Regions from separate parts of the Homo sapiens genome. Here region 2 is linked to region 1. Evidence: chromatin loops called from intact Hi-C (ENCODE). Cell type or tissue: GM12878. All regions are shown on one strand. Each heading gives the region's core, and the rest is flanking DNA. Links, peaks and the distances in the headings are about the cores only. Region 1 overlaps LRRC4C (leucine rich repeat containing 4C). Region 2 overlaps LRRC4C (leucine rich repeat containing 4C).

Region 1 (16,916 bases), core at 4,183-12,182:
GAAGTTGGAAAGTACCTCTCCAGAAAGGAATCTCTTCTTAAAGTTTTTCTTGATAATGCCCAAGACTGAAGGAATCAGAGTCATCTACTTGCTCCTAAAAACCATCTGATTCAGTCTCTAGATGAGAGCATTGTAAAGACCTTTAAAGCTCATTACACATCATATTCTATGGGACGAATTGTCAACACTATGGAAGATAACCCCAATAGACCAAGCATCATGAAACTCTGGAAATGCTACACCATTGATGATGCCATCGTTGTTATAGAAAAAGCCATGAAACCCATCAAGCTAGGAAGAAGATATTCTTGTTGGAGAAACTGTCTCCAGATGTTGTATGACTTCACAGGATTGACAACAGATCCAATCAAGACAATCATGAAATGAGTGAAGGGTATCAAGACACGGATCTTGATCTAATTAAACACCAAATAGTCATCACATCAGAGGAATTAACCAAAGACATCTTAATGGAGATGAGTGCTTCTAAACCAGTGCCAGACGAGGTAGAAATATAAAAGAAGCAATGCCAGAAAACAAGTTGACATTAGTCAATCTAGAGGTGTTCTGATTATTCAAGACTGATTTTGCCTTTTTTTTTAACCATATGGACCCTTCTATGATACTGAAACTAAAGCAAAGGGTGGAAGAATAATTAGTACAATATAAAAACATTTTTAGAGAAATAATACAGCCAAAAAGAGAGAAATTGTGATTTTTTTCATAAAGTCACATAGAGTGTGCCTACTGGTCTTGCCTCCCCTTCCATCTCCTCCATCTCTTCTGCCAGTGCCACCCTTGAGACAGTAAAACCAACCTCTCCTCTTCAGCCTACTCATCATGAAGACAAGGATAAAGACCTTTATAATGATTCACTTTTATTTCATGAATTGTAAATGTATTTTCTCTTCCTTATGATTTTACTAATAAAATGTTTTCTCCAGGTTCCTTTATCATAAAAATACAGCATATAGTACTATAACATACAAAATATGTGTTATTGGTAAGGCATTCAGTCAACAGTAGGCTATTAGTATTTAAGTTTTTAGGTAGACAAAAGTTAAACATGGATTTTCAACTGTGTGGAGGCCAGTGCTTCTAACCCCTATATTGTTCAAGGGTCAACTATATATGATAATATGAGTATAGAGACATAAAACTCATGATTGTCTCCTGGTATTCATGTCTTTATATAATCCCCTCAAGTATGGATGCAACCTATGACTCGATTCTAACCCATGGAATATAGCAAGGTAACAAGATGTACATCATTACATTACCTGAGATGATAATGACCATTTTGCCAGGAGATTATTTCCCTTGTTGGCTTCGAGGAATCAAGTGGCCATGTTGGACAGGCTCATGTTAGAAGGAACTGAGGCCTTGAGACTCTTAGCTAGCAAGAAGCAGAGGCCCCCAGGCCAACAGCCCACAAGGAACAAAACGATGCCAAAAAACATGTGAGCTTAGAAGTAGATCCTTCTCTGTCAACGCCAGCCAAGACTTTGATTGCAGCTTTGTAAGACCATGAAGCAAAGGGCCCTGTTAAGTTGTGTGGCACTCCTAACCCACAGAAACTATAATATCATGAATGTGTGTTGTTTTAATTCACCACATTTATAGTAATATTGTTATATAACAATAGATAAATAATACCAGATATGGAATATGTACTTGCTGTAATGGCAGGTTTATCAAATGTACTGATCCTAGTTCCTGCGGAGGAGAAATAGTTAACTGTGCCTCTGAAGACAGGATTTCTAATTTTGCAGAGCCCACCAAAGTGGTAATACTCACTAAGATAAAAAAAAAAACTGATGCTTTACTTGGCTGTATATTTACCCATCTTACTATTGTGAAGTAGGCAGAGACCTGCTTCAGACATAGTTTCTCTTTTGCTCCCCTGTATTTTTTCTCCTCATAGGCCCCTCCATTCTGTCACAACTTAATTTCCCCAGGTTTTCTCTTTAGGTTAACAAAACAAAACACACTGTGTGTGCATGCCCTTTGTAAATTGCCCATTAAAGTAAATACTATTTAAATTAGTCTTGTCAGAACTTGGCCTGATAATTTCATGAATTCTGACTTTACCAAATATAAACTAATAGATAATCACAATTCAGCTATCGAAAAAAGGCATCATTAATTAGTCTGCATAGATAAAGCCATTTAAAAAAACAAAATTATTAACAGTGCACAAAATGTCAATTCTCAATGGCTGTCAAACTGGAATGTTTCAGAAACTGACAATCCACTGGGAAAAGGACTATCAAGGAGATAGACAAATATCTTTCTGCCTTTAACTTTAGTAAGCTTCTCATCATGGAGATATTTCCCCCCCCAAATTATAAAGCACATACAGTCCACCAATAGCAAGCTGATACAGGTATGCGTTGACTTAGAGATGATATGTCTATTTTATATTCCCATGAAAGCAGACACAGAATAATCAATAACATCAGAAAGAGCAGTTTACTTTATATGGAATGGAGGAAGGCCTTATACGAACAATGAAGTGAGCAAATGTATGAAAGTGTAAAAGGAGCAAGTTTTTTTTAATCAATAAATCTCTTTAAGTTTCCTTTATTGTGTCTTCCTTTTAAGTCAGCATATACACAAAATTGGAGTCGACAAGGTCTCATTTGCAGATGCAAAGTTGTTTTTGTGCATCAAATCTAATTTAACAAACATAGAAGCTAAGCCCTTTGAGAAGGAAGGAAGTCTCATCTACTTTCTGCTCAAGGATCCCTTCTCGAGAAAACAACCATTGATGAGACTGATCTTTTACCCTTATTTCATCCTTTGATCTAACTTTTTAAAGTTTGTTGCTTTCTTTGCTTATTTGGACACAATAGAAGGGGCAATCTCTGTAGTTAATTCCATGACATTTATAAATGTCAATTGGAATATTTCCAAAATGTAGTACTGTCAGTGTATGAGCACCTCATCCTGAAGTTTACATAAAATCTAAAGACATTCTCCCTCAAGTCAGTGTATGTGTTACACTGGACTTTTTGTTTGAAGACAGAAACACAGAGGCTGGCCACTCACTTTTGAGCGTAGGAAAGAAACAGCATTTAAAAATAAAAGCAGTTGTTACTAATCAACTAGACTAGCTCCTTCATTTTCTAGATGAGGAACAGGAAATTAAATATCTTATCCAAAGACACTCATCAACATAAGAGTAATGTGATGACAAGAACTTAAATCATAAACTTACACAGTGATGATTTGCAGTTTTCTAAGTTGAGTTTATCAAACCCAATCTTTAGGCCATAGGAGAGATTGAAAGAATGAGTTCATTGTTAAATAGAAGAGGAATAAATACTTGATCACTGATAGTTACCAAATACTTATGAAAGATATTAATTTGGGCAGTTCTATAATGAATAAATGAATGTATACATAAAATGCAAGAATGAATAGATGGATAACTGGATGGACAGCTGAGTGGGTAGATAGATGAATAGATGGATGGACAGATAAACGGATGCATGAATGAATGGATGGGTTGGTTGATACCCATCCTGCTTATGTGGGATGGGTGTGCTCATGTGATTCTCCAAAATTACTGAAGTTTTTCTTTCAGGTCAGCTTCACCAGGGACTAAAAATTCATTTACTGCCAGGATCTAATTAATTTTTAGTAACTCCTGTTCCCAACTTTCTGCAGGTAGAAAACTAAATGCCTGATAAAAGATCTTTATTCCCATGTCAGACACAATGGATTGAAAGGAAGAAAGACATTAAAGTATTAAAATGGATTTTTATTATTCAGTTTGAAATTCCTTCTTTGATTTCCCCAGCCTAAACATTAAGAATAAGAAACAGAGCTACTGGTAGGAATCAAGGAAATTCTGTGCATGGAAGTACCACTTTGCTAAGACAGCAAACAAGTTACAGCTACACTTCCCTTCAAGTGATAAAACTGCAATAAAGAAAGGATTTTTTGTTGTTCCTGTTTGGCAGTGGATTCATCCACAGATCTCTATACCCACAAGCATTCTTCACGGATACAAAATAAGACACACTATTTTAGAGGATAATCCCTTTCGCTGATAAAGCCCAGATTCAGATTTTTCTATTTCTAAGAGATGCATGTGATGGTGGATTCTGATGCCTATCCTGACATTGAGGAAGACAGGCTTATCATTTTATTGGGCTCTGCAACCTGGCTGGTACCATGCTAAAAAATAACTGTTGGGAAATAACAAGAAAGGAAAATCTATTTGCTTGTCCTACACATCACTGTGTCCTGTTCTCTAGAGGATTTGCAGGTGTGAAATTATTCCCCAGAGATACTCAAAAACATCAAACAGCACCTCTTTTAAAGGGAATCTGCAGAACCTTCTGAAATTCTTTACTAGCAAAATATAGAGATAGAGATTATTTTTTCTCCAGAGACAGATGGAATTTTTTTTCATTGACATTAGATACTTCCTTCTGCATTTTCCCTAATAGGTGATGAATTTTCAGATATTCATTATTCTCCTGGCCTCTTCCAAGTTACTTCTCTCAAGATTTATTCTCCTCAAACTCCTTAAAATAAGGAAATAACATTGTCATTTTGGGTCTTAGTTTGCATGGTAAGATAGGAAAAACAATGCCTACATCATGGAAAGGTGGTAATAGATTGCAAGCAAATGGCTCATCACAATGCCTGACATCTGGAAAATGCTCAGTAAATGAAAGCTGATATCAATAGCAATGAAATTCACCACTACCTCCTCGTCACTGCCATCACCCCTGTTGTTATCACCATCACCATCATTGTAAACTCAAGTTTATTCCATGATTTTTTCTAACTTAGAAACAGAAATATAAACCTTCTGTGAATAAAAAAAAGCTAAGTGGGATTTAAAATATTATTTTAAAGTATATTATTTACTTAGGAGTATCTATGACAAAAAATAAAGAACAAACAATTTTTGCTATGGATAAATCTATAGATTTTTGAACCATTAAAACCATACTATTATTCCATTGTATGCAATTCAGTGGCTGTCTGATCCCTAGCCATGAAATATATGCATTTCCTGTATATCACTCTAAGATTTTTTATGTTCCTATTTAAAAATGTATTATGGTGGAAACCTATATTACTATGAATAATTATAGCAGTTACCTAGATTAAAAACATAATTCTAGGTATAAATAAAATTATCTCCTTTTTTCAGAAAGTGAAAGTAAGAAAGTATTTAAGTATCTTTTATCAATATCAATATTTTCAGGATTCAGAAAATGTCAATAAACACAACTTTGACTGTAAAATGCAGCTTTTGCTTTGAGGAGGGATGTAAGCATTTGAGAATGTAATGACAAGTTGGAATCCAAACAAAAAGAGAACATGCACCCAGGTCCTCTGTCCAAATGAGCCCTTCTGACAAGAACAAGAAATATAGAGGGGAGAGGAAAAAAAAGTATGGAGGGAAATAGAAAAACACACACTCAATTTTGGTCTGTGGGAAAGACACTCCATTTTCACGGTGGCCCTCTTTAAGTTGCACTAGTTTCTGATATATTGGTAAGAAGTGTGATTTCTTTACAGCGGTAGAAGTCCCAGCGAAATAACCAGAAGACAAACATGTATTTCAATCTCACATAAGTATAAGGAGGAGAAGCAGGTCTCCTGGGAATGCTATATTTACTGAACAGTTAGTGAACTATGTATTGAGCAAAATTTAGAACTCAGCAGTCTCAACGGGTGTTTTATTTATTTTATCCACATAAGAAAATCTGTTCTAAAAGCGAAAGGTACTAGTTGCCTTCGTTTATTGAAGCATTAAGCCTTGATAAGTTCACTCAACAAATCAGTGTTTAATAACTATGGATTTTATGCCCTTGCATGGCATTGATTTTATAGCAGTGTAAAAGACAACTGTATCAGCTATCATATATACACTCTGTGAAAGTATACTAAATTCTCAAGGAAACAGTTTATACAGTAAGGCACTTAGTAATTTCCAAAACAGTAGTTCAAGGGGTGAGTATTCCTGAGTTTGTTCAATTCTTAAATCCTGTCTCCAAAGATCTAAGGTATTTTAATATTTTCAACATTCTCAGCTTTTGGTGATTTATTTTTAATAATCAGAAAATGTATAGCTCCAAGCATCCCATCCTCACACTACAATATTCAAAAACGGGGAGTGTCAGCCTTCCTGTGGGTCTGTCAGGGAAGAAAGAAAAAACTAACAGTTTTCTGTAATATGATTCCTCTTCCGGGCAGTCTTGCAAATTAATTGAATAGAGCATTTCTGAGCACTTCCATGTGCAATACTTTACCCAAGAATACAAAAATGTATAGGATTTTGTAGGCTATGGTAAAGAGTTTTAATTTTATTTCATATAGAGTGTAGACTTCTTAGATAGGTGTGTCAAACACCCACTTTGGCTGCGATATCTGCTAGAAATTTTCACTTAGAGCATTTAATTTCTTATATTTCCCAGTGAATGCATCTCCTCCCACCTACCTCCTCCATTGCTTATGAAACTCCAGCCATGCCAGCGTTTCTGTGATTGCTAGAAGACACCAAGGGAGTCCCAAATGTGGAAATTTTACACTAGCTGGACCTTCTTTCTGCAAAGTGTTTTCATAGATATTGTGGCTGACTCCTCAGAATTCTGATCTCAGCCACAAAGTCACCCCCTAAGTGATGGAGACTTTTCAGAAAGCCCAGATAAAATATATACATTCCTTACATCTTAACATCTTAAACATGAATAAGCCAACCTCTGTGACCTGCTCAAGATCATACAGCTCGTGAGCCTAAATCTCCTTGCTCATTTCATTGTCCTATGTACTTTTATGAGAGATTATGTAAAAAACCATGTTGTTTCTTGTGTGTCTCTGTTCCTTATTCCTGCTTGAGTCTCTTTGTAGTAATGTCACTTCTGAAATGAGTTAACTTATTTGTTCAATTCTTTGATGTATGCTTCACCAGTTACAATGCAATCTTCGTGGAGATTGGAATGATGTTGATCTGGGTCTTGTTTATTGTTGTATTTTTGTCCCCAAAACAATGGTGACAGCAGGTTCTAAATACTTTTTTGACAAAGGACTATATACATAAATTATTCTGAAATGGGTTTAAATCAGAAAATGCTGTGGAAGTAAAAAGGCATTATTTCTTTTAGTCTACCAAGGCTTTCTACAGGTGTTCAAATCCTAGCAACTTCTGTCTGCATTACTGCACCTGACTACAATTTTATCTGGTTCTGCATTTTTTTCTTATTATTTTGCTTTTAGAGGTTCAGGCAGAGACTTGTTCTTCTCCAGAAAATAGGAAGTTTCTTTGGCATCCTTTTTTTTTAAATTTTAATTTTTTCAGGTAATGTTAACCTACCTACTTCTGCAAAAACAGAGATAAAACTTGCTTTACCGATGATGGAGTAAGTAGCTATGTGAAAATATTTCTAGAATAGAGTACCCACCACTCCCTGAGCTTAAAACCACTGTGTTTTCTCTACCGTCATCGAGTTTATCTGTGCTGAACTGTTATTCTCTGTGGCCAAAATATGGCCCCCCCAAAAACTATTTTCTTTTAAAACAGTATTTTTGAAATTGGCAAATTGTGAAATGATTAACACTCAAATTTGAACCACTGTATTTGTCAATTTATTTGCTAAGTTATCTAAACAGACCCAGAGAGAAGAATGTTGTAGAACTCAGCTGGGAAGTCAGTCCACTGAAGTGGGGGTGAATAGATGTGAAGATGTGATGAAGAAAACCTAGTGGGAAATCTGGAATTTTCACATATGAAACTTGTATGCATTTTATATAGCAGGCACCAAATTATTTCTCAATTTGCATGTTAATTTCCAATGTTTTAAGATGGAGAAACTTAAATAGATTTTAAGAGATACAAGACTAAAAGAGACTTCTCCCTCCCTACAATGTGATCCTGTTGTCACACCTCCCCTATTTCAAAATCTACCTCCTGCTAGGCCTGTATGGTGGGTTGAAAAGTTTAAATGGTTGTAAATACCTGTAAAACAAAGGGAAAGACTCTGAAGATTTGACATGTGCAGTGTACGAGTCTCTATTTAAAGAAACTGAACAGTAGCTGAAATTAACCTAGAAGGTGCCTTTTCTTATTTGGAGACGTTTAGGGAGCTCGTGTTCCCAAAACCAATCCCAACGTGACACCTAGTGGCGGCTCTAGGTTTAACCCTTCAGGTTCTGATAGAAATACCCATTCTACAAGGTTTTCAAAACCCTTGGTCCTGGTAGCTCTAATTTCACTTCTGTGGGAGCAAAGCTCATTTATTTTATAGGAAAAATAAACTACTAGAACAGAGTCTTTAAAGAAAAGTGTTAAACCATAGTTTTGAAGATGTGGCCCAAGCTACCGTTTTTCCTGATGTGTGAATTGTCTCCTGAGAATCTGTGAGGAATCTTCCCCATCCCCACCAAATATCTGCCTGTTTACAAATTTAAAGATCTGAAGCCCTTTCTTTGGTATTCTAAATAATATTTTTGACACTTTAATAGGTGATAAACATCTCAGAAGATTTTACATAGATTTTCTTTTAAAGATTTTAGCATTGGCATTTTTTTGGAAAAATGTTATTCAAAAATATCTATACAAAAATGAGCCACATTGGTTATGTTTGCTTACATGCATTTTTAGGGGAGTTCTAAACTGGATTTCTGCAAGCACCCAGGATGCTTTTGGCTGCTCTACACACACACACATACACACACACAAACACACACACACACACACACACACAAGTCCAGCAAATGCAGTGTAGTTTTTAGGGAAAAGTGGAAAGTAAAGTTTAGTTTTGACCATCAGTCCTCCTAGGAGCCTCCTTGCCTCACTCGTAATGCCTCATTATTTTACTCCCTGCCCCACCTCCAGAACTTATTGATGTCCTCTTTGGAACACCGGCTCTTCCTTGACTGGACAATGTCCAGTTCTTTATTTTCTCTCTGATAAACTAGACAGCACTAGTAGGCTGATGGAAAGCCCCCAAATACTAAGTTTAGAGTAGAGATGGTCTTGTCCAAATGGGTTTCTGCTAACATTGACTCAACTTTTTCTGTTTGATGCACAGAGGAGGATTTCGGGAAATGATTTGGATTTCTCATCATCTCTGCATTATGTACCCACATAGAATCAATAGCAGCTCATCAATTTAAAAGGGGAGTTAATTCAGCTGCTCCATCCAAAGTTTAACCCCAAACCTGAAGCTCTTTTTGTATTAACTACATAAATATTCTCTTTTATTATCTGTCATTTATTGAGTATTCTCTATATATCAGACCTAGCACTAAATCACTTTACATACATTATCTTAGGAATCTTTACATGAGCCCTAAAATAAAGAAAACTCTTTTATTCTCATTTTAGTTAAAACACAAGTGAGGTTCAGTGATTTGCTAAATATCCTTCTGCTTGTAAATAACAGAGCCGACATTGCCGTGTTTTTTGGCTCTAATGCTTTTGGAATGAGCCTCTCTTCAAATATTAAGGATTTTGAAGTGCCAAGTTCATGCTATAAAGACAAAATTTCCCCAAACAACTATTTAACAATAAACTAGGTCTCTCAGAGACCCCTTTGAAAACCGATTTTTTTTTTTTTTTGAGACACAGTCTCGCTCTTTCACCCAGGCTAGAGTGCAGTGGCATGATCTCAGCTCTCTGCAACCTCCGCCTCCCGGGTCCAAGCGATTCTCCTGCCTCAACCTCCTGAGTAGCTGGGATTACAGGCATGTGCCACCATATCCAGCTAATTTTTGTATTTTTAGTAGAGACGGGGTTTCACCATGTTGGTCAGGCTGGTCTTGAACTCCTGACCTCAGGTGATCCACCCGCCTCAGCCTCCCAAGGTGCTGGGATAACAGGCGTGAGCCACTGTGCCCGGTCAAAAACTGATTTCTTTCTTCAGTTTCTTGGGCTGTGTTCATCATGGAAGGTCTTATTCCTTCAGTCCACATTTACTGTTTTATCTGTCATTCACCCTGTTTTCTTGAGGCTAGGAAATAGACACTTGGACAGACAAAATGGATGATTCAGTCTATTTAGATTTCATTCTAAGGTTCTGTTGAGGGCCCTATAACAGAAATCTAGACCATACTGAATATAAATCCTTTCATTTTCACAATCTCATCCAAGATGCTGAGGAGAAGGCAGTTGCTTTGGTAACAAGAATTCAAATACTGGACCGTTTTAAATGTAGAATTATAATTATAAGCCTGAAATTTTTCTTGGAAGTTAAGAGGAAGCAATTTTTTTCTAAAGCTATTGGTTTTAGATGACTAACATTTAAAATAAATTGCAAACTTTATTTTGATACATGCAAGAGTCCCTGCATCCCACATTCTAAGACCCAGAGTCTGTGGACTTAGCTACTGCCATTGAGAGAGATTATAGTGGTTAAATATAAAGGTTCTGAAGCCAGATTGTCTGATTACAATCTTAGCTCTACGAATTTGTGGGTTACCTTGAACACCACAACTGACCTCTCTGTGCCTCAGTTTTGTTTTGTTTTGTATCTGTGGAATGTGAGCATCTAATGACCTAATATATAGACAGTCTTTAGAATGGTTTGGAATAAAGTAAGCAATCAAAGTTTAATATCAGTGTTACTAGAGCAGAGAAGATATCTGTATATAAAACATTCACAGCCCAAAATGTCTGCCCTTTAAGACAGCCTATGGGAGCCTGTCTTCTGGAAAATCGCTGACAGGTGATGTTTATGAAAAGTAGAAGGTATTTCACCAGACACATCTTGTTTTTTCTTCTTTTTCTTTCTCTTTGTGAAACAGCCACATGCAATTGTCAGATCAGAATAAGACCTCATTTTTTTTTCTCCAGATTATAGATGGCAAAACTAAAATAGGTCCTCTTGAAATAATATTTTTGAGTGTCCAACTGGTGGAGACAGGAAAAGCAATTTGAGTAAGACAAGAGCCTTCAAGAACAGATTTGGAGACAGAGTATTATCCTGGCCTTCTAAAAATAGAAGAGCCATGATGTATACTGCAAGGAATTAAGATTATCCACACAAGCATTTTATTGTTCAGTGACAGAGGAAATAATGAAATATATAAGGCAGAGATGGCCCTGACAAATCTCAGCTTGGCACCAGCCTACTGAAACCAGCATAATCTGGACTGGGCACCATATCTTGCTTTGAACAGTTAACCTCTTGGGTGTGGTATGATTGTGGCAGAAGCAACTTTCTGCTAAAATCCTTACACAGTGAACAGTCACCAGCCAGCCCAGCACTTACCTAATGTACAAGCCCAGAGATTGTCAGTCAGGCAACATGACTTAGATAGAGACACTGCTTTTTTCCTATGGGAAAGAAACAGTTCTCAGGCTCATGGCTTTAAAAGACTAACTCTATATTTCTTCTGAAGAAGTCCACTCCTAGAGTCAGACTCTGGCTGTCAGTAGAACTTTTTCATTCTGTGCTTAATCTTTATTTATATTTCCTTTAATAATGCTAAAATATATTGAGCTCCTTATATGTTATCATTTTTTTCCTTTTTGCCTTTCTTTCTTTCTTTCTTCCAGTGATATTCATTGAGCATTTACTATGTGCCAGGCACTATGGAATATAATGATGTAAAATTTGGACAATATTGTACCTTCAAAATGTCAGTGAAGAGAAGCAATACACAAGTAACCAGATACATAAACAAGATGATTGTAAGGTTTGACATGTATTAAAGGGGTGAGATATGAGGCAGATCATCCTGGAGTGTTGCCCACTTTAGATGAGATAGTAAGAAGTGGTTTTTTTGAGGAGATGATTTTGAATAAAGACTTACAGTCTAAAAAGGATCACCAACCCTTTGGAGATCCCAGGTAAAAATGTTTGGTAATTGTAAATGTATACAAAATCCCTGAATATATCCAAAGGCCCTGAGGTGGGAAAGGGCTTGGGATGATCCAGGAACATAAAAAAAGTAAGTGTGACTGGAACAGAATGAACAAAGGAGTAGGGATTAGGGATAAGCTGGAGATTCAAACATGGATAGATCATACAGAGCTATATAAACTATGATGATGAGATTGATACTTATTTCAAAAATGATAGAAAACCAATGAACATATTAAGCAAGGCAATAGCATGAGTCAATTTATATTTTTCTCTGATTATTGCATGGAGAATGTGCTGTTAAATGGGTAAGAATGGAAACTGTAACACCAACTTGGGGGCTCCTGAAATCTTCAAGGCAGGAGACAGCAGTGGCTTGTAGAAGGTCATTGTACTGAACCATTATACCAGATAAACAAAGGAGATATCAGATTTTCCCCCTTTTAGAAATGAGTTAACAAAGGCTACCAGTGATTGTAGCTTCTAAATCACAGAGTCAATACCCTCAAACTTGGACAAACGTGGCTCAGAGATAAATTTGTTTGTTTGTTTTTCCCAGTAGACTCTCAGACTACTGCCTCTTCAGTGGGTTTGGCAAAAAGAAAAACAAACAAACAACAAACAAAAAAAACTTATAATAACCTTCAGGAATTCCTAACACTTAAGTGATGCTTGCTATGGACCCAGGAGTACTCCAAGGGTTTCCAGTACATTAGCAAACTTAACTTTCATAACAACTCTGTGAAGTAGATTCTATTATTATCCTCCTTTTACAGATGAGTAATCTGAGTCTTAGAGAAATTAAACTATTTAATAGTAAATGTCAAAGGCAGAATTTAAACCAAGCAAGTTAGCACTGGAAACACTAAACCATGCATTTTACTACTAAGCTTTTTAAGAAAAAAACTCCTTAGCTGGCCAGTGTTTCTACACTGAAGTAGTATACTATAGATATGTCAAGGAAAACCATCACCGTTAACCCCCTTCAACTTCCAATTGAGATAAGAATTTATATACAACATAGAAAAGCTTTTTATGACAATTTCATAAAAATGCTAAAGATTAGGTAGGGCTTCCCACACACTTCAGATGAGAACAAGGAAACATTTCTAAAAGAAAGTGAACAAAAGATTTATTTTTTTAACTACTCTCAAGTCTGAGAATCAACATTTCCACCAGGTTGGCTTTTTCTAATACAAATGTAAGAGGAGACAGATTGAAATGCCAAACTGAATTGCTCAGTGTTTTAGAAAAAGCTGTTTCTCACAGGCAGCCTCAACTCAAAACACATAGGATATCTTCTGAAAAATTTCAAAATGTTGGGTTGCGGAGTTCTAAAATTAATCAAAAAAGTCTAATATTCCAACACAAGAGTGACCTACAAAAAGCCTCCTTCATTTTCTGTTAGGGCTCTTGCAGCATCCTCTGAAAGCTCAAAAAAATCACCTTGAAGAGCTGTAACTTTGCTCACAGCTTTCCTCCTGTATCTACTGTGACCTTAACCACTTGCTTTAGAATTATTCTGCTATTTTCAAATGCCCTTTGAGTGCCCCAGGCCCTACCACTTTGACATGCAAAATTTAGCTAATGTAGGCTTTGCAAGGACACAGTTTTGAATCCCTTGCTCCAAAGCCTGAGGATCTTAGTGTATCAGAGAGAAGACAAACAGACATAGACCTCAGGTTTTTCCATCTTCTTTAACTGTTACTGCTAATAATACTTATGGACTATTTGGGGGTTTCCCTGTATAATCTCAATCCTCATAACCAAGGAGAATACTGTCATTGTCACCACCATTTATCCTAAGAATGTTAACGTAATGTAATAAGATGAGAACAGAATTAGAACCCTAGCTGTCTGACTCTAGAGCTTTTCCTATTATCTTATACCTACATTATAAGTATATATGATGCTATACACTATATATATATTTTTCTGCTATAGTATATAGTATAATGTATAGATTAGCAAAAAGTATAATGTATAGCATGTATTCCTTATAAGCATATTTAATATGCTTAAAATGCCAGTACCCAGTCCTCCTTTCTTCTTCCCAAAAGGATCCACAACATTCTATGCATTATTGTTTCAGTCAAAGGAGCCTAAAGGACTTAAGACTGTGGTTTTCAATTCTGGTTGCCAATTTACAATCACATGGGGAGATTTTAAAAAGTTGATATGCCCTGTCCTAGCCTGGAAGACTCTGATTTCCATGTTCTGGGGTAATGTCTGGACATCAGTCTTTTTTTAAAAGTTCCTCTCTCCCTCTCCCCTTAGTCATTATAAAGATCCAGGGGGCTGAAAAACAGTTGCTCTGAGCCAATTAGTGTAATCTCATCTATTATAAACTGAATATCTTCCCCACCCAGAAATTCATTTATTGAAACTCTAACCCCTGAAGTGTTTATGGAGATAATGGCTTTAAGGAGGCAATTAAGGCTAAATGAAGTCAAAAGAGTAGGGCCTTAATTTCAAAGGACTAGTGTCTTTATAAGAAGAGGAATAGACACAAAAGATCTCTCCCTCCCACCCATCTCCTCCACTGCCACTTTCCCTCTCCCTCTCTTTTTCCCTCTCCCTCTTGATTTTTCTCTGTGCATGCACAAAGCAAAGGCCCTGTGTGAAAACACCTGGAAGACAGCAAGCCAAGAAGTGAGGCTTCACCTGAAACTATTCCTGCTCCTACCGTGATCTTGGACTTCCAGCTTTGAGAGCTGTGAGAAAATACATTTCTGTTGTTTAATCCACCCACTCTGTAGTATTTTGTTTTGGCAGCCTCAGCAGGCTAATATAGATTTTAGTACTGTGAAGTGGGGTGCTGATTTAACAAATACCCAAAAGTGTAGAAGTGGCTTTGACCCTGGGTGGGGGGTAAAAGCTGGGAGAAATTTGAAGTCCAGGCTAGTAAAAGCCTAGATTGTCTTAAGAGACCAGTAGCAGAAATATGTACATTAAGGTGATTTTGGTGAGTGCTCAGCATGAAAAGAGGAGAGCTGGAGAGAAAGTATCACCTTAGAGAAGACATGTATCACTAGGAACAGAATGTTGGTAGAAATATGAACATTAAAGGTGCTTCTGGGAGGTCTCAGACACAAATCAGGAACATGCTGTTAGGAACTGGAAAGAAGGCAATCATGTGATAAAGTGGCAAAGAATTTGGCTAAATTGTGTTCTAGTGTTTTGTGGAAGGTGGGACTTGTGAGTGATAAAATTGGTTATTTAGTTGAGATTTCATAAAATTGTTGAAGTTACGGCTTAGTTTTCTTTTACTGCTTATAGTAAAATGAGAGCGGAAAGAGATAGATTGAAGAAGTTATTTAGCAAAAAGAAAACAGGACTTGAAGATTTGAATAATTCTCTGCCTGTGCATGTTGCCAAAAAATGAGAAAGTGTGCTCTGGATGAAACACATAGGATGAGGCTGGACAATTCATAAATCACTCTCTAAAGGATTACCCACAGAATTTAATCAGCTGTCTTAACTGAAGACAGAAATAGCAATGGGATTATACCAGCAGAAATACTTCCCACAGGGGCTATCAGGAGTAGAAACAATGCAACAGAATAAAAGAAAGCTGTCAGGCCTCAGAGATCCTACAGGATGGGACAACAGGGCTACCTGATTGGGAACATGTGCTTCTCTACAAGAAAATAGAAGAATGGTCCCAAAGACAATTCAGAGATCATCTGGGCTGCTATTCCTACCATAAACCAAGCAGACAAGTCTGTTTTCTCCTCAGCTTCAGAGGATGGAGCCACCTCCTTGGTTTTAGTGGGCCAGGATGACGCACTGGCCAGTGCCTCAAGGACAAGGCCACTGCTCAGGGTCCTGGGGGTAGGGCACCCCACAGAACTGAGGGTGCAGGGTCACCATGGAGAGCTGAGAAGGTGGGGCTGCTGCAACCCCCGTGGGTTTGGAGTGCAGAGAGGCCAGCCAGAGAGGATTATTCTCAAGCCTTAAGAGCAAACGAACAGACATAGGGGCCTATTTGAAGGGGAAAGGTGGGAGGAGGAAGAGGTTCAGAAAGAAAAAAAAAAAAACCCGTTAGGTACTAAGCATAGTGTTTTGGTGATGATAATCTGTACACTAAACCGCTGAGTCACAAGTTTACCTATATAACCAACCTGCACATGTATCCCTGAACCTAAAATAAAAGTTAAAATATTAAATATATACTAATATTAAATATACATAAATATTAAATATATATTAATTATTTGTAAAGATCAAATGAAATTTGCCTTGCTAGATTTTTGACTTGTTTGGGACCTGCCACCCTTTCTTCTTTCTGATTTCTCCCTTTGGGAATGTGATTGTCTAAATTATTCCAGTCTCACCGTTGTATTTTAGAAGCACAAAACCCGTAGTTTCACAGGTTCACAGTAGGAGAGGATTATTAGTATGAATCATACCTCAGGTCTAATATATATTTGATTTAGATAAGATTTTGGATTTAGAATTAGCTGGGCGCCTGTAATCCCAGCTACTCGGGAAGCTGAGGCAGGGGAATCCCTTGAACCTGGGAGGCTGAGGTTGCAGTGAGCTGAGATTGCACCACTGCACTCCAGCCTGGGCAACAGAGTGAGACTCTGTCTCAAAAAAAAAAAAAAATTAAAGAGAAAAAAAGACTTTGGATTTGGAATTGATGCTAGAATGGAACAAGACTTTTTGGACTGTTGGGAGGGGGTGAATGTATTTTGCATGCAAGAGGAGCATAAATTCTGGGACGACAGAAGGTAAAATGTTTTGGACTGAATTGCGTCCTCCCAGAATTCATGTATTGAAGCCTTAACCCACAATATGACTATATCTAGTAATAGGGTTTAAAAGGGGGTAATTAAGGTTAAAAGTTGTCTTAAGAGTGGGGCTTCAATCAGATAGGACTCGTGTCACTGTAGGGAGACTAAGAGACACCAGATATTCTCTCTCTCTCTGCATGCACATAGAGGAAACGCCACGTGAGGATTCAGTGAGGAAGCAGGTGTCTGCAAGCCAGAAAGAGAGGCCTCACTTGAAACCAACCCTGTTGGCACCTTGGTTTTTGATTTCCAGCCTCCAGAACTGTGAGAATATAAATAAATT
Region 2 (16,916 bases), core at 61-8,060, 270 kb before region 1:
CTAACTGAACAGCTAAATAGAATTAATATAATAGAATTCGGGGTCCTTCTGAATTAGTGTCTCTGATACATCACATGCAGACATGGTTTCAAGGCTTGACCCAATGTATATGCCAAATATTTACAGAGAAGGCAAAGACTATAAACCACATAGTCATTCAACTTACCAAATTAGAGACTGAGAGACCTCCCATCTTAAAGTGATTCTCTATAAGCCTTTATGGCTCTCCCTGAATTGCTGCTGTGTCTAGATTTTTAAAATATCACTACTTTGTGAATTGTTTTGATTTTACAAATGCCCCTATGATACAGTGATCCATATGAGTGAATATCATATAAGCAATAGCATTTACATCCAAGTCTAAAAATGGGTTACATTCAAGACTTTTTACTGGGGGCCAAAACAAATTAAATCCCCCAAACATTTCATAAATTATTTATGTTTATGTGAAGTCACAACTAATGGAAAAACAGAAAAGTTAATTAAACAATAAATTATTTGGCCCTCAAGCCACCAATCAGTTTGGATTTTCCTGATCCCTTTCCATGGACTGTAAGATCTCCCAAAGGCCTGAGCAAGGTGCTTGTAGGAAAACTTTAATCTGTGGGTTTTAGTAAATGCAGCTGTAGGTAATTACAAGAAACAGTGTCCCAGAAGAGTTTTAGAATCTCAGACCTGGGGCAAATACACTCAAGTTGATCTGCTGATCCATATGAGTTAGTGGAAGAAAAGAATCAAACAGCAAACAAACAAGAATCCAATTTTGAGTTTGCAGAAAATGAAGACAGAGGGAAGGGAAATGTGGAATAATTATTAAATCTCTGTTCAAACTCCTAAAACAGCTGCTTAGGGTTTTCTTCCTTCTATTGTGTACATTTACTGGGAATTTAAAGACAGTAGAAAAGGCTTTTATTTTCTTAGAAATAATTTAATCAATGACTATTCGTTTATATAGTTACAACCAATTTTTTAGACACGTGTGCATGCATGTGTTCTTATTGCTTATATATGTTTAATAAGCAGAGTCTTACTATTTAACTCAGATTTTATGTTGTCCCTTTTGTGAGAATGTTAGCTTATAGGGGGTTATATTTTACTTGGCTTATTTGTGTGGTATATGTCTAAGTTCGCATGCATATATTTGTTTATCATAGAGCCCCAATTGATATATACTGCAGGCATTTAATGCATAAGTTTGATCATAATGCACTAAAGTAGCCAAGGATAAAGGGGTGTGTATGTGTGTGTGTGTGTGTAGCATACATATGCGTAGATACTTATAATTATTTTTAAGTGATTATATATAGTTATGAAGCCTATATATAAATGTCATGATTCGTTTGGTATAAAGTTTTAGAATTCTTCCTCCAATGATTTTGAAATGGTTTGTAGCAGGATATTCTATTCCATTTTTTACATTTTTATTTCAGGGACAAAACATTTTACCAAAGGTAGTGCTAAAGTTGTCCGAGTAATGTCAGAGGATCGATCCTTCAGTACTTAAATCTATTAATTGAAGTCATTAATAAAAAGTTGAGAAATAAGTTCTTAGCTAAGAGTTAGGGAAGCAAAAGAAATAACCAAGTTAATTGTCCTGACCTCAAGGGGCTGAGACTCTGAAGAAGTGATGAGACATATACAGTTAAAATAATTAGGATAGATTATGATATGGGATATAAAAGAGAATTTGCAGCATTGCTATAAATTGAAAAAGAGAGGAGGGAGTTATTACTGTTGGTTATCTTGGTGAGAGTAATTTAAGCAGTGCTTGAAGCAAAATTTTAACACTCAGAGTGGGAAGAGAGATGAGAACTAATATTTATTTATTTAATTATTGAGCTCCTATCATTTTAGATGCTGTGTTAGATACTGGAAATGCAATGCACAATGAAACAAAAATAGATCCTTCTTCTATGGAATTTACCATGCATTGGACAAGAATATTGAGAGTTGTTTCAAGAAGTTTGAATGGGTAAAGAGGGGCTAATGTGGGGAAGAACACAGGAAAAGAGTGAAATGATGGGGAATAGTTTTGCTTGGATTTTAGTTGGTTATATGTTTCCAGGATTAGAGAAACATGTTTGGTTTTAGTCTGCATGGAAGGAACCAGGGAAATGGAGAAATGCAAATTTAGAGACGAATAGCTGATTCAGTAAAATTGGTAAAGGAATGAAAGTGTTATAATTAAAATTTAATATGAGGGATTATTTTGGAAAATAGAGTATAGGTAAAGATAAAGAGATATTTTAAGGTTTAAAGAAGAAAAATTCGGTGCTGTGCACATCAAATAGCCTCATCTTTTTTTAAAAGAGGAGGCTAATTCATTTGAAACTAAGGAAGTCAGGGCAAGGTTTGAGCCCATGGAGAATAGAGATTTTGAAAAATGCTGAAAGAGCTGGAACATTTCATGTGGTCACATCCTATTCAGGACTAGATGCGGTCAGACAGCATGGCTGTGTTAAATATCCAAGAGGTATGAGCAAACAGACATGATTCTTGCCTGCATAGAATATTTGATCTAGTGAAGGGTACATCCAATAATCAATTATACAAATAAATATTAACTGGTCAACTGACAAGAAAAATATGCCAGGGGATAGATTTCATAGAGAGCTAGAGGGTTGGAGAGAACTCAGTGACTGACTTTGGATTCTGCGTGGCAAATAAAGCTAAGTGTAGTGTCTGATGGACCAGGTTGATAGAGAAAGATAAAGGAAGGATAAATTATGAGTTCAGTAGGAGTCAGAAAGTGGAATAAGTGAAAATACATGCAACTGCAGTTAGAAAGCAGACTTGCAATGTTTTACTAGAAGCAGAGCAGTTACAAGAGACAAACTGACTCCTGGCAAAACTGTAATTTGTGTGCCTCAAGGAGAAATGGAGCCCTGACACAGGTGTGTGCAGCAACCCCACACTCACCAGTGAGAGCCTGGCCCATGCCATGTATCCAGCAATTGACCATATTAATTTACAAACATGGACTATTCCAAGGTAGTATAAGTCATATATGAAACAACGTTTCTTTCTACTTTTGTTTAAAGCTATTATTGTTGCACTCACTTACATTCCGTGTATTAGATGATGTTCCAGCTTATTTGGCCACTCTCTCATTGGGTGATCTTGCAGCCTCGCAGTAAAGAGAACCATTTCTAGTCATATATGAAACAACATTTCTTTCTACTTTTGTTTAAAGCTATTATTGTTTCACTCACCTACATTCAGTGTATTAGATGATGTTCCAGCTTATTTGGCCCCTCTCTCATTGGGTGACCTTGCAGCCTCGCAGTAAAGAGAACCATTTCTAGAAAAGACATACGATTAAAACATGGCATTACATTTAAGAAAGTTAGAAAATAGCCCAAGCAAAGTTACTTGAAATTAAAACTGACCTAATGGAATAACCTACAGGGAATAATTTATATTTCTCTACAGTAAGTTTATCCGTGTATATTCATTTTATAATATGCCATGCTTGAGGCTTTTCCCAGAATATAAAAGGCTTTTTGCAAAATGATGTCAATCACAATATTTGGTTCTGAGAAAAGTGTCACTTTATCAAATTTGTCTTTCTATTGGACTGTTGAGTAAGATTTTTAACAAAGGAAAAAAGGCATATCTGGTGCTGTTTATCCCTGTTTTCTTTGCAAGGTCTATTTTTGTCAAATGAGTTTATTCCTTGTTTAAACATACTGTGCCTTTTCATGCCTCTATACCATTTTCCTTCTATCTTATTCACTTGAAATGTCATTATTCTTTTGTCTATTCCTATTTCTCATCCACAAACTCATAGTCATTCTTTAATACCCAGCTGAAATATGACCTTTTCCCTCTGAAGTAGCCAATCAAAACTAATCTCTACCTCATCCGTAATCCCACAGACCTTTGTTTGTCATATTTTATGAGATTTATAGCTGGTGTTCCTAATTCTATGTCCCTGCCTTTGCACTCCGAAGGCATGGAAAATATTTTATCTGCATGTGCGTGTGTGTGCACTCGTGTGTTTACTTTCTTTAATGACCACCTGCCTTATTCAAATAACAGACATTCACACATTACTTTCAATTTCTCCTTACTCTATCCTGGAGTAAATTAGACTTAGTTAGTACTGCTATAGTTTACGCTATAATAATTTAGCATTTCTTTCCAATTAAAACACTTTTTTTTTCACTTGGCTTCCAGAGCACCGTTCTCTCCAGTTTTCCTCCCACAATGGGTCAAACTTTCTTAGTCTCCTCTGAGGTTTCCTTCTAATTGTTTGTAATAATAATGGCTTATCTCTTGACTATCTCCTATTTCCTAGTAGACTAACTCCCATCAAGGTCTAATCCAGGTTTATGACTGAAATACTATTTACACACCTGGAATTGACAGATTTATATTTTAGCCCAGCCAACTCTCTACTTGTTCTACACATTTAGAGTGCTAATAAGCTATTTATATTTAGAATATCCCAAAGGGAGCTCCCTGCCACCACCAATTTTCTCTTCCTGCTATTTCTCCTCAGGTCAGAACAACATCCTACCATTATCTTATGCAAAAAGACTTAACACATGACTTACACGTTGACCCTATTCTTTCCCTCCTTAATTTTGGTTCAAAGCACTTATTACCGTCTAGCATACAACATCTTTGACAAACAGACTTTTTAAAATTGTTGTTCTCCTCCCATTAAGCAAGAAAACCCCATGAGGGTGGGGATTTCCATTAGTTTTTTTCACTGCTGCACTCCTTGTTTCCCTGAATAACAAAATATATTCAAAACAGGTATGTAGTAGGGGCTTAAATAATATTTTGTTGATTAAGGAAGTGAAGTCATTCTAAGTAGATTGCTAAATAATTTATTAATGTTATTGGGTTCAAAATTCAGTCCCTTTACAGCTTCCTCAACTGTGAGATGCAGAGGAAAATCTTGTGTCTTTATTATTGTTTTCATCCATGTCTGTTCTGACAAAACAGAGCCATGTCTGCTTAATATAGTCATACACTGCACGTGGATGTTTCAGTCAACAACAGACCACTTATATGACGGTGGTCTCATAAGATTATAATGTCATATTTTCACTGTACCCTTTCTATGTTTAGGTATTTTTAGATACACAAATACTTAGCATTGTGTTATAACTTCCTATAATATTTCAGTACAGTAACATGGTGTACAGGTTTGTAGCCTGGGAGCAATGAGCCTTACCACATAGCCTAGGTGTATAGTAGGGCATACAATAAAGGTTTGCATATGTACACAATATGATGTTCTTACAAGAATGAAATTGCCTAATGACACATATTTTTAGAATGTATTCCCAAGAGAAATTAGTCTATTGGAGCAGAAAAGTGTATTGGGTGGTTGACGTTTTCAGATAACTAGAAAGTCACAGAATAAATGAGTTCATTCTCTTGATTTAAGAAAATCTAGGTTCTACTTCCTGTTTCACTGTGTTTAGTGATGTAACTTCATTCTGAGTCTCAGGTCCTCAGCTATAAACTAGAGTAATAACACATTCTCCATCTTTAAAGGGAGCTGAGTAAATAAAATGGGACTCTCAGTAAGAATGTGATGAGAGTACTAAAAACTACTAAAAAGATGCCAAATTTTATATATATATATATATATATATATATATATATATATATATATATATATATAACATAGTTTGAACCTTAACTCTGTCCTGAGAAAAAATGTGTATTGCAATGTAACTGAGCTGCAATGATTTCCAGATATTATAATTAATTTGTGGTGGACCCAATATTAAAGTTGGGTCTTTTGAATTGTAAAATAGGTTATTTTTCACCATAGTAAGTTTTATTAACATCTAAATTAGATAATTTATGTTCACCTGATTTAAAGGGCCTGAGAAATATGTCATATGCTAATAATGAATTTAATAATAGCAACAATAGTATCTAACACTTGTTTTTTTTTTTTTTTTTTTGAGATGGAGTCTCACTCTGCTGCCCAGGCTGGAGTGCAGTGGCGCGATCTCGGCTCACTGCAAGCTCCGCCTCCCAGGTTTACGCCATTCTCCTGCCTCAGCCTCCCGAGTACTGGGACTACAGGCGCCCGCCACCACAGCTGGCTAATTTTTTGTGTTTTTAGTAGAGACAGGGTTTCACCATGTTCGCCAGGATGGTCTCGATCTCCTGACCTCATGATCCACCCGCCTCTGCCTCCCAAAGTGCTGGGATTACAGGTGTGAGCCACCGTGCCCGGCCAGTATCTAACACTTTCAAGCACTTACCATACATCAGGCACTACATTAACTGGTAACATCATGTATTATTTTATTTAATTCTCAACGCTGTGTAGTTGCAATTATAATCATGTCTATTTAAAAATATAAAAACAGAAACAGAATGATTAAATAATTTGCATAAGGACATAAAGCCAGTAATGGTAAAATTGGGATGCCAACCTAGACAGCTTTCTAACACAAAAACAAGTTCTAATTTGAAATTAGAATTATATAATCTGGAGTCCATACAGCAGCGTTCCAAGAAGGCAATCACTCTTAACTGAGAGTTAAGTTTGGGGAACATCTGGAAGACTCATGATAAATTAAAAACAAAGTAACTGTCTAACATTGTCAGCAGATGTATGTTCATTCTGTGCTATTTGCAATAGCAAAGACATGGAATCAACCCAGGTTTCCATCAATGGCAGATTGGATAAAGAAAATGTGGTACATATAAATGTGAAGTATTATGCAACCATAAAAATAGAATAAAATCATGTCCTTTGCAGCAGCATGGATGCAGTTTGAGGCCATAATCCTAAGTGAATTAACACAGGAACAGAAAACCAAATACAGAATGTTCTCACTTACAAGTGTGAGCTAAACATTGAGCACATAGAGACAAAAATGTTGGAACAACAGATGCTGCCGACTACTAGAGTGGGGAGGGAGGGTGGGAGATATGGGTTGAAAAACTACCTATCAGGTACTATGCTAATTACCTGGGTGATGGGATCCATACCCCAAACCTCAGCATCACAAAAGATTCCCTTGTAATAAATCTGCACATGCACTTCCATGTCTAATATAATAAAAGTTGAAATTAAAAAAAAATACAGAGTAACTAATACTAGGGTACTCTTAAGACATCATCACTTTGTTGCATAACTCTTCAGTTGTAAAGTACTCAGTCTCTCCAATAATTCACTCTTCTTGAGTGTGTGTATATGTGTGTGTGTGTGTGTGTGTGTGTGTGTGTGTGTGTGTGTAGGGTGGTTGTTGTTGTCTTTTTTGAGACAGAGTCTCACCCCAGCTGGAGTGAAGTGGCGTGATCATGGCTCACTGCAGCCTCGAACTCCTGTGTTCAGGCAATTCTCCCACCTCAGCCTGCCGAGTAGCTGGGACAGAGGCACATGCCACCATGCCCAGCTTTTTGTTGTTGTTGTTGTTTGTTTGTTTGTTTGTAGAGACAGGGTCTCCCATGTTTCCCAGGCTTGTCTTGAACTCATGTGTTCAAGTGATCCTTCTGCCTTGGCCTCCCAAAGTGCTGGAATTACAAGTGTGAGCTCCTGCACCCAGCCTGCTCTTCTTTGTAATTTCTTCTGTGAACTGATTCATCGTAATGTTGGAGAGTAATAGCAGTAATTCTCTCTGTGATTATCAAGAGCCAATAAAATAGTTATGACAAATATCAATCTAATTGGAAGCACTACTGCTTGAAGTCATTTAAAAAGCATCACTTAAGAATGTTCTTTCAGTAGTTATCCTGCATTGGCAGAAAGGGGCAAAGATGAATGAACAGGCGCAGGTCTCCTCCAGTTCTGACAGTTCCTTTCCTCCTGATAAACAGCTATTCTGGCAGGAAAGAAAACGTAATCTCCCTCTGACCTTTCTCCATTTGGATGAGTGCACCGCAATGATTCTGTACTGTCACAGAGAAAAGATCCAAGCGAAGGGTGAGGAAAGCCTATGGATAATTCACTGTACTTGATAATGTACTGAGGAACAGCTATAAAATATGCCTATACTACACCAAGTAGAGACATTGTACAAACAACAACAACAATAATAACAATGACGATGGCAGTAAATGTATGTGTTGAACACATACTATGTGTCAATATTATGGTAAATACATTATGTGGCATATTTTGATTCTGTGTTGTATAAATGTATTTGAAAATGTCATTCATTAGTTTTAACCACCTACTGCCTCTTCTTAAATAGATAAACATGACATTTCCAAAAATATGACCTAGGTGATTCAGACTTGACCACACTAAGGCACAAGGTAGTGAAGTGATTGGTCCAGGTCATAGCTGAATAACTTTGATCTGACACTCTACCATTCTTCTCAGAACATAGCTCAAGTTCCCACAACTCCCTTGATGTCTGTGTCTTCATCCTTAAATGAAGGGAATTATTTAATTGCACAAATTTCAAGCTCTTCTCAAACTAGAAAATGCTACAATGTAATGGTTCTGTCTTGCAAATGCATCATTTTAGACACCATCTGGAATTGATAACATTCCAGAGATCTACTGAAGGTAAGTGGGTGAGTGGCCACACAGGGCTGGGACAAACAGAGAAAATATTATCCAGATATTAAAATAGTATTATATAATTATAAAATGTTATAGAAATGTTTATGATATAATAGTGAATGGAAAAAAAGGAAATTCTAAAATAACGATTATTCTGTGATGATACATATGTCCATGTACAAAAACTAGACGGAAGAACATGGACTAATTGTCTCACGATTTCTTGGCTATGGTGTAATACTAAATGATGCTTTTATATTGAACATTAGTGTTTTCACAATGCTGTTTAAAATATGAATTTTGAATGAGATTTAATTTTAAAAAGGTGGCACAATGACACTTCTGAAATTCAAAGGGTGCTCTGGTTTTAGTGCTCACATAAAATGGCTAAAATTATCTCTTCAATGTTTGTTATAAATAATTATTAGAAGACACTTTTAAATCATTATATCTTCTTTGTAAAACCATCAATCCTAGCACATATACAAGTTGGTAATTAATTCTTAAATACTCATTTTTTCCTCAGAAATCAACTTACTGTAAAGGATGAATAGCTTAAAAAGTGAAAAATACCTGAATTCATTCATTCATCTATTCATTCAAGACACAATAGTTAACTGCCCGCTCGGTTTTAGGCACTCTTTCGGCACCTGGGGATTCACCAGAAACTAGACACTTTGTATATAGCTTTGGACCTATAACAGTCCAGAGATTAAAGTGAACTCTATCAAAAAAGGGGCTCAAGAAGGGATTTGAAGCCAGTTTGTTTCCTTTGTCCTCACTGAGAATGCAGCAAAGTGAAGATGGTTGCTGAGCCTTGTTCCTGTGCCATCTTCCTGAGTAAATGTTTCCAGTATACAGTGTGTTGCAGAAAATAATTTGGAAACAGTCCAACTCAGCTTCCTTTGTTCAATTACCTGTCATCAGATCATTTGTTTTATCAGACAGAAATCATTGTGATGACAGGGGTTTGTTTACTTTGCCCCTGTATTCCCAGCATCAAGGACAGCACCTGCACTCCATCCGTGAAGGTCCAATCAGAGTTCAGTTCACATGAACAAGTGCTGGATTACCATGTAACAAACTTGAGTCCAGTTTGGTTCTATCTCTCAAGTACATTAGTCTACTTGGCTAATTATAGTCATTTACAAAGCACCTTCTATGTGTCAGACATATAATACCTGCTGTTACTTTAATCTCACACTGTCACAGTGTCATCCCTTTTTACTCTACCTCATTGTGCCTCAGTTTTCTCATCCATAAAACTGTGATAGTGATAGTACCTAACTAATGGGCTTGTTGTGAGAATTAAATTTTTAGATTAAACAAAGTGCTCATGAAAAAGCCTAGGCACGTAGTATGTACCAAACAAGTTTAGAATAGTATATTATTATTTAAAACTCATGGTAACATTTTGAAGAATATTGTACTATCTTCATTTTACCAAGCGGGAAACAATGTATGATGGCTAAGAAATGTGATCAAATGCCCACATTGCTGAGCCACTGAATTTAGAGATATTTCTTCACTCTGCTCTTCCTCTCAATTTTCTTGCCTATGTTCTTAGATAAGATCCTAACCACTTTCTCTTTGGATTTTGTCAGTAACTTACTTCAGATCTCCCCTTTCCTATTTTTAACCATCATCTTTTACATTATCTGCACATTCTACTTTTGATACGTTTTTCAAACAGATATCAAATTATATTATTCCTTCTTCCTTAAAACCTAAGTAGCTTTCTAATGCCTCCAGAACAGGCTACAAAGTTCTTAGAAGAGCATTCTGTGCTTTTCATATTAAACAGACTTCTCTGATACTCAAACTTTACTCAAAACTCTAGACAACTGAATTAAGATTAGGTAGTCAAAAATCAGGTAAATCTGGGTTCATATCCAGTTACTAATTATGCAATCACCTCATTATTTTACTTACTTAATTCTTAGCATCTTATCTGGGGAATGGGGATCATGGCCTGAAGAGCATGACAGAGAATTCGTTACAAAATCTTTTTTTTTTTTTTTTGGACACTAGTTCTGATGGCACAAGAATGATCACGTAATACATTCAGAAGATAATATATTTAAAAATTCCAACAGAAATCTTAAATACGAAAAATGAAGTGGGACAAAAAAACAGAACTGGCTGGAGTCAAGCAGTGAAATGGCATTTCAAAATTAGATTGTTAAACCAGTGTAATTTTGAAGAAAAAATTCAATTAGAAATGAGATACTTATTTTTTGTTGCAATAAAAATATAAGACCTGAAATGATCAAGAGAAAATAATGTTAGTCATGATAATTTTATTACTATGCAGATTAAAACAGGTTTGTAATGGCTTTACCAGTAATAAATAGAAACATTCTACATCCCACTCCTTACTTGAAATATTAAGAACTGATATCTGATTTTATAGCTGTCTAAGAATATGCTTTCCTACAAATAAATGCTCTCACATAGATTTTATGTTAAATATAGGTTAACTGACAGATTATTTTGAAGTGCTCAAAGTGATTAATCAAAGCTGTTTCATTTAGTGATGAGAGGTATTCACTGAGATTTCAAGATTTCATGTTTAGTTAAATTAAGATCATAAGCATGGAAACTCACTTGAACTCAAGAAAATATTTTGGGCATGGGGAAGCTAAATGGTAATACTTTGAAATGTAATCTTTGCATTAGTAACACTAAGCTAACTTCCAGCTATCTTCACATTGATTGATAGTGCTACCTGAGAAGTAAACACATAGTTTTGATTGTTTTAACCTAAACAATTCATGTTAGAGAAAATCATACTTTGAGCACTTATTTATACAAATATTTATTAAATACTCACTAAGGATCAAACAGTATGCTAAGTGCTAAAAATAAATGAAGTAAGGCAATATTTTTTCTGATTTTACAGGGTTTATAATTTAATTTAGAGAAGGGGATAAGAAAATAATGAAGGCAATTATTTTGTGATAGTATGTATACAGGATAGAGAAGGCATTATTATAGCTATGTTAGTTCAAGTCCATCAAGAAGCAGGCACTGAGACAGGGTTAGACACACAATAAATTTATTGGCAGATATTACTGTGGAGGATAAAGGGGCAGTGAGCAGGTGAATAAGGGAGAGATTTCAGACTACGGTGAATGTCTGACATGTGTGAAGGAGAATGGAAGGGGCAAAGGTTGGATAGAGAGAGTCCAGTCCTGCAGCACAGTTCCAAGAAAGGTTTAGCTAGCCAATGGGGCATCCTTGAGATGAAGTTGCACATTAGAGGAGTCCTATGTTTTATAAGAATGGGAGTGAGCTACTAGCAGTCATTGACTGGAAGCAGCTCATGGGAAACAAAATCTAGCAGCAAAAGACCCATTGGATCTTAAGAGCAGCTTCTAGGACTATCAGTCAATTATAATCCCAGCAAGAGGACAAATGGCATACTTTCATTGTAGTGGTCATGGGAGTGTTAGTTTTTACTCATGGACCAGAACTTTAGAAAGTGCTGCAGTTTTCAATTAGAAAGTGCTGCAATTTTCAAAGATGACTAAGAAGTCACACATTGAACAAGGTGAGCAAGTGCATTCCAGGCATGAACTAATGTAGAAATACAGGACAACATGGTGAGTGTGGGGGCGTTGCAAGTAGTGCACTAGAGTTGGAGCATGTACGTAAGTGTGTTGGTGTGCAGCACACCAGAGAGGGAGGTGGGATTCAGATTGGGAAGAGCAAGGTGAGTTATACAAAGTGGTTTGACCTTATCCTGTAGATAATGTGGGATTATTGAAGGAATTAATGCTTGACAGAGACAGTGTGAGATCTGCACTGCAGAAAGATTCCTGAAGTATACAAGCTATTCAGATGGAGCATTCCAAGAGGTAAAGAAAATGGAGATACTAGTAATAAAGAAAAGATAACACCAGACAGACCAGAGTTCCAATCCTAACTCTAACACCTACCAACCATATGAACAGAGCCAAGGCATTTAACTCCCCATAACCCCTATTACTAACTTTCTATGTCAGCAATTACTCAACTACTTATTTCATAGTGACACAGGATCATGTGAAATAAATAGTAGTATACTTAGCAGCTCAGGTGTTGAAAGCAGACATAAACCTACTTTTCTATCTTGGCCCACATGTATGACTACAGGAATATTTTTCACGAACCTCAGTTTTCTTAAATGCAGGTAATAATGAAATCACATTTATCTCATGGAGTTGTTCTCTGAGAGGTGATATGTGTGAAGACTTAACTTACTCGTGGTGCAGAAGAAATGACTAAATAACTAAAGGCTAGGTACTGTTAGGTGATTTACACACTTACAACGTTTTGTTCTCACAGCATCTCTGCAGGCAGGTTATTTCCCCTCACACCTTAGTATAGAGGAGCAAAGTGATGCTTAAGTAACTGGCTCATGATCACACGAATGATTGTACTGTGCTACAGTTCTCAGCTGCTTGACTTCAAAACCCGTATTCTTAACCACTATTCTCCATTACCTTCGATTCCAGCACAAAGAAAAACCATTTACCTGCCAAAGAAAATGCAATTCTAGGAACTCACTTGTTGGCTACAGTTGGATTTGCTTGTATTACTAGTATACTTTAAAGCAGAGTAAGGGATCATTTAAACCAAACTGCCTGGTTTGCCCCAAGAGAGGTTTTTATTCAGTTCATTTAGACAGAGTATTACAGCCACCACACAGATTCTAATACAACCTGTGTTATACTATTTGAAATTGTTTTCTGTGAAGGGGAAGGGGTAAAAAATGATGAAGGCAGTTGTCTCCAAGGCTATCTCTCCTGTCGGGAGAGTCTTTGAAGTGTTTGCACACATTAGTCTCTTCATTCTTATGTGGAATACATTCAACTTCCCAGTAGGAGTAACCATGACACAGATGTTTAAAACCCATAAAAACCGGACCTGATAGGTCAGATGTACAGTCATTAGGCAGAAGGCCCTGACCCATTTAGCTCTCCCTCTTCCCCAATTTCACTTCCAGAAAAAAGACTGACTTGATTTTAATCCATGTTCTGGCCCATTTCTCGTTAGTCAAAATGCTTAACTTCACCAAGCTTTAGTTTCCTTAATTGGAATAGGATTATTTTAAGGTTGTCCTAAATACGGACGGTAAATACACATCATTACATCTAACACCTATTAGCTACTCCAGAAATGTTAGCTCCCCTTGGATGGATAGCAGAAAATGATTTTCAAAAACAACAAATTGTCAGAAGACAATTTGATCAATAAATAAAAGTGATATTTATTGATAACCAATGAAGAGTTTAAGATTTCATCACTAATATTTGCATTAAAAAAACCCAAGCTAAAAACATTCACAGATGCCTTAGCAATAGATTTGCACCACATATCTTGAGGATACGATATTTTATCCTTATCTATCAATTGCAAGATTTGTGTTTTTCATGAATAATTTTTCTGACCTCTCCAGTGTAGGGGTTCACATCCAACACAGAAAATTATAAATCTGCAAGACTTGCAAAACACAGATACATTTTTGAAGCTCCACTGGAAAGGAGGCAAAAAGAAAATGCTTCTGTCATTGAAAGAGTAACAGACTGAAATAACGTGAAGTTTGCTAATTTTATTAACAAGTCTACTCTGGGCAATTTGGCTAGTACCTCTGTCTCCCAAAAGCTCTCTACTGATTCAGTGACATGGGTTCTTGAACTGGATGCCCTTTCTGTACCTCTGGAAAGCTTAGCCATGCAGAGGGAGGATTAGAAACAGTAAGCTCCCAGTCCTCGAGATGATTCTGCAAACACCTGGTAGGTTTGGTCATTTTTACCCTGAAATAATGCTCCAGGAAAGGCAATTTTGCATGGTCTTAGAGTATAATAAGTCAGAACAGTTTTCCAATTTCTGGCCATCTTGGCCCATATATTAGCATTTAACAATATTTGACATTTGGCTAATGCTTTGCCAATAACAAGAGAAAACAAATTATAAAAATATAGACTTCTATATCTTTCCTATTCATTCCAGCTTAGGTATTCTCATGCCACTATGCAAGTTGAGTCCTGCGTTTCTCCTCATTTTTCCTACTGTAATAGTCATGCTCTCCTAAGTGGTGTTCAACTTTGCAGTTTTTCTTTTTTTTTTTTTTTTTTTTTTGAGACGGAGTCTTGCTTTGTCGCCCGGGCTGGAGCGCAGTGGCGCGATCTCGGCACACTGCAAGCTCTGCCTCCCGGGTTCACATGCCATTCTCCTGCCTCAGCCTCCCGAGTAGCTGGGACTACAGGCGCCCACCACCACGCCCGGCTAATTTTTTTGTATTTTTAGTAGAGACGGGGTTAACCTGGATGGTCTCGATCTCCTGACCTCGTGATCCACCCGTCTCGGCCTCCCAAAGTGCTGGGATTACAGGCTTGAGCCACCGTGCCCGGGCCAACTTTGCAGTTTTTCTTCTCTCCTGGCCAAACCCTAACAAATCAGCCAGTGAAGCATGTTTTTAAAAAAAGTTATCAATTTATATTAACTATCAATTTATACTAACTTACCATAGGAATTAAAGCATGATAACATTTAAATACACTGTCTATACTCCTAAATATAATGAGCGTTTGAACACAATCGTACCCCTTAATATGTAGTATCCATTGGAGTCCTTACAACTCCAATTTCAAAACTCATGAAATTGGTATCAGTCACATGAAGGTGAATGCAAATTCGCTGACAAGTCTTGTCAAGATAAATCTTTGCTGTTAATTAGAATCAGCAGTGTAACCCAGAATTTCAACATCATTGAAAAGTGGGGAGCAATGGATGTGATTAAGCAATCCACCAACCATGGGGAAAGGAGTTTGTTGCTCCTGTATATTCCTGGCAGGAAGCTGTCCTTACTGGACAGTTATCAAACAGTACAAACCACACCATCAGAGCCTCCAAGTAAATCTCAGGAAACTTTGTGTGGTTCCCAAAGATTCAATAATCCATACATATGAATATGAGTTTCAAAAATTCAACCCACAATACTTTTTTTAGTCTCAGGTTTAAAAATGTAATTTCAAGTTTTATTTTAGATTTGGTGGGTCCACGTGCAGGTTTGTTATATTTGTATATTGCATAATGCTGAGGTTTGGGATACAAATGATCCTGTTGCTCAGATAGTTAGCATAGTACTCAAGAGTAATTTTTCCACCCTTGTTTCTCTCCTGCCCTCCTCCCTCTAGTAGTCCTCAGTGTCTATTGTCAGTGTCTTTATGTCCATGAGTACTCAACGTTTAGCTCCCACTTAGAAGTGAGGAAGTGCAGTATTTGGCTTTCTGTTCCTGTGTTAATTTGCTTGGAATAATGGCCTCCAGCTGCATTCACGTGGCTGCAAAGGACATAATTTCATTCTTTTGTATGGCTGCATAGTATTTCTTGGTATATATGTACCACATTTTCTTTATTCAATCCACCACTGATGGGCACCTAGGTTGATTCTATGACTGCTATGGTGAATAGTGCTGTTATAAACGTATCAGTGTATGTATCTTTTTAGTAGAACAACTCATTTTCTTTTGGATATATACCCAGTAATGGGATTGCTGGGTCAAATGGTAGTTCTGTTTTAAGTTCTTTGAGAAGTCTCTAAACCGCTTTCCACAGTGACTGAACTAATTTACATTACCACTATCAGTGTGTAAACATTCCCTTTTCTCCACAGCCTTGCCAGCCTTGCCAACCAAAATAAATGTGTTTTGACTTTTTACTAATAGCCATTCTGACTGCTGCAAGATTGTCCCTTATTGTGGTTTTGATTTACATCTCTCTGACGGTTAATGATGCCATCAAGGGATAAAAGTAACAAAGAAATTATGGACTTACATTTGACACTTGACCAATTAAAACTAATAGACATCTAACAGAGCACTGCATCCATCAACCACATAATATACATTCTTCTCATCTGCACATGGAACATACTCCAAGATTGACCACACGCTCAACCATAAAGCCAGTCCCAATAAATTCAAAAAAATTTAAATCATACCAACAATATTATCAGCCCACAGTGGAATAAAAATAGAAATCAATACCAAATAGATCCCTAAAACTACACAATTATGTAGAAATTAAACATAATTGCCCCTGAATGACTTTTGGGTATAAGCGAAGTTAAGGCAGAAGTCGTACATTTTTTTTCTTTATCAGAGAAAGTTCCTTATCAATTAATTTCATTGAATAACCTTTGGAAATACAGGCTAATAGTGTAATATTTAGAATATTAGAGAACTGCTGAATTATACATCTTAATCATGTATGACTTTTTTATGTTGAACAGTTTTGGCTTCTAATTAATCTTGTTTAGAAAAATATTTGATTCCCAATTGTAAAACGATGCACAAATTTGCAAAAATATCTTCACGATAAAAATTGAGAAGTGGGAAATACTTGGTAACACATTTTAGGTTTTGCTGTT

Evidence for each region. A loop is a pair of places that touch in the nucleus more often than their neighbours do. Peaks named below come from ENCODE experiments on the same cell type or tissue, not always from the same donor. Only the 100,000 strongest peaks of a DNase experiment are listed, where the experiment ranks them.
Region 2: a loop joins it to region 1, with 2.0 times the contacts of the local background. A loop is called at or near these places in 4 of 110 quality-filtered maps.

The regions. Positions count from the first base shown.
Region 1 is chr11:41,193,215-41,210,130 of GRCh38, forward strand. All of the region lies in intron 1 of LRRC4C (leucine rich repeat containing 4C), which reads right to left. Among named protein-coding and RNA genes, the nearest start is that of LRRC4C, 260 kb to the right of the region's middle. RefSeq lists a silencer at 1,397-1,569. In GM12878, for the core only: a CTCF peak has its summit at 8,146 (motif pointing left); no DNase peak of the experiment used is centred there.
Region 2 is chr11:40,930,423-40,947,338 of GRCh38, forward strand. LRRC4C (leucine rich repeat containing 4C) reads right to left here. Exons shown (of 7, transcript NM_001258419.2): 2 at 3,213-3,301. Among named protein-coding and RNA genes, the nearest start is that of LRRC4C, 520 kb to the right of the region's middle. In GM12878, for the core only: no CTCF peak of the experiment used is centred there; no DNase peak of the experiment used is centred there.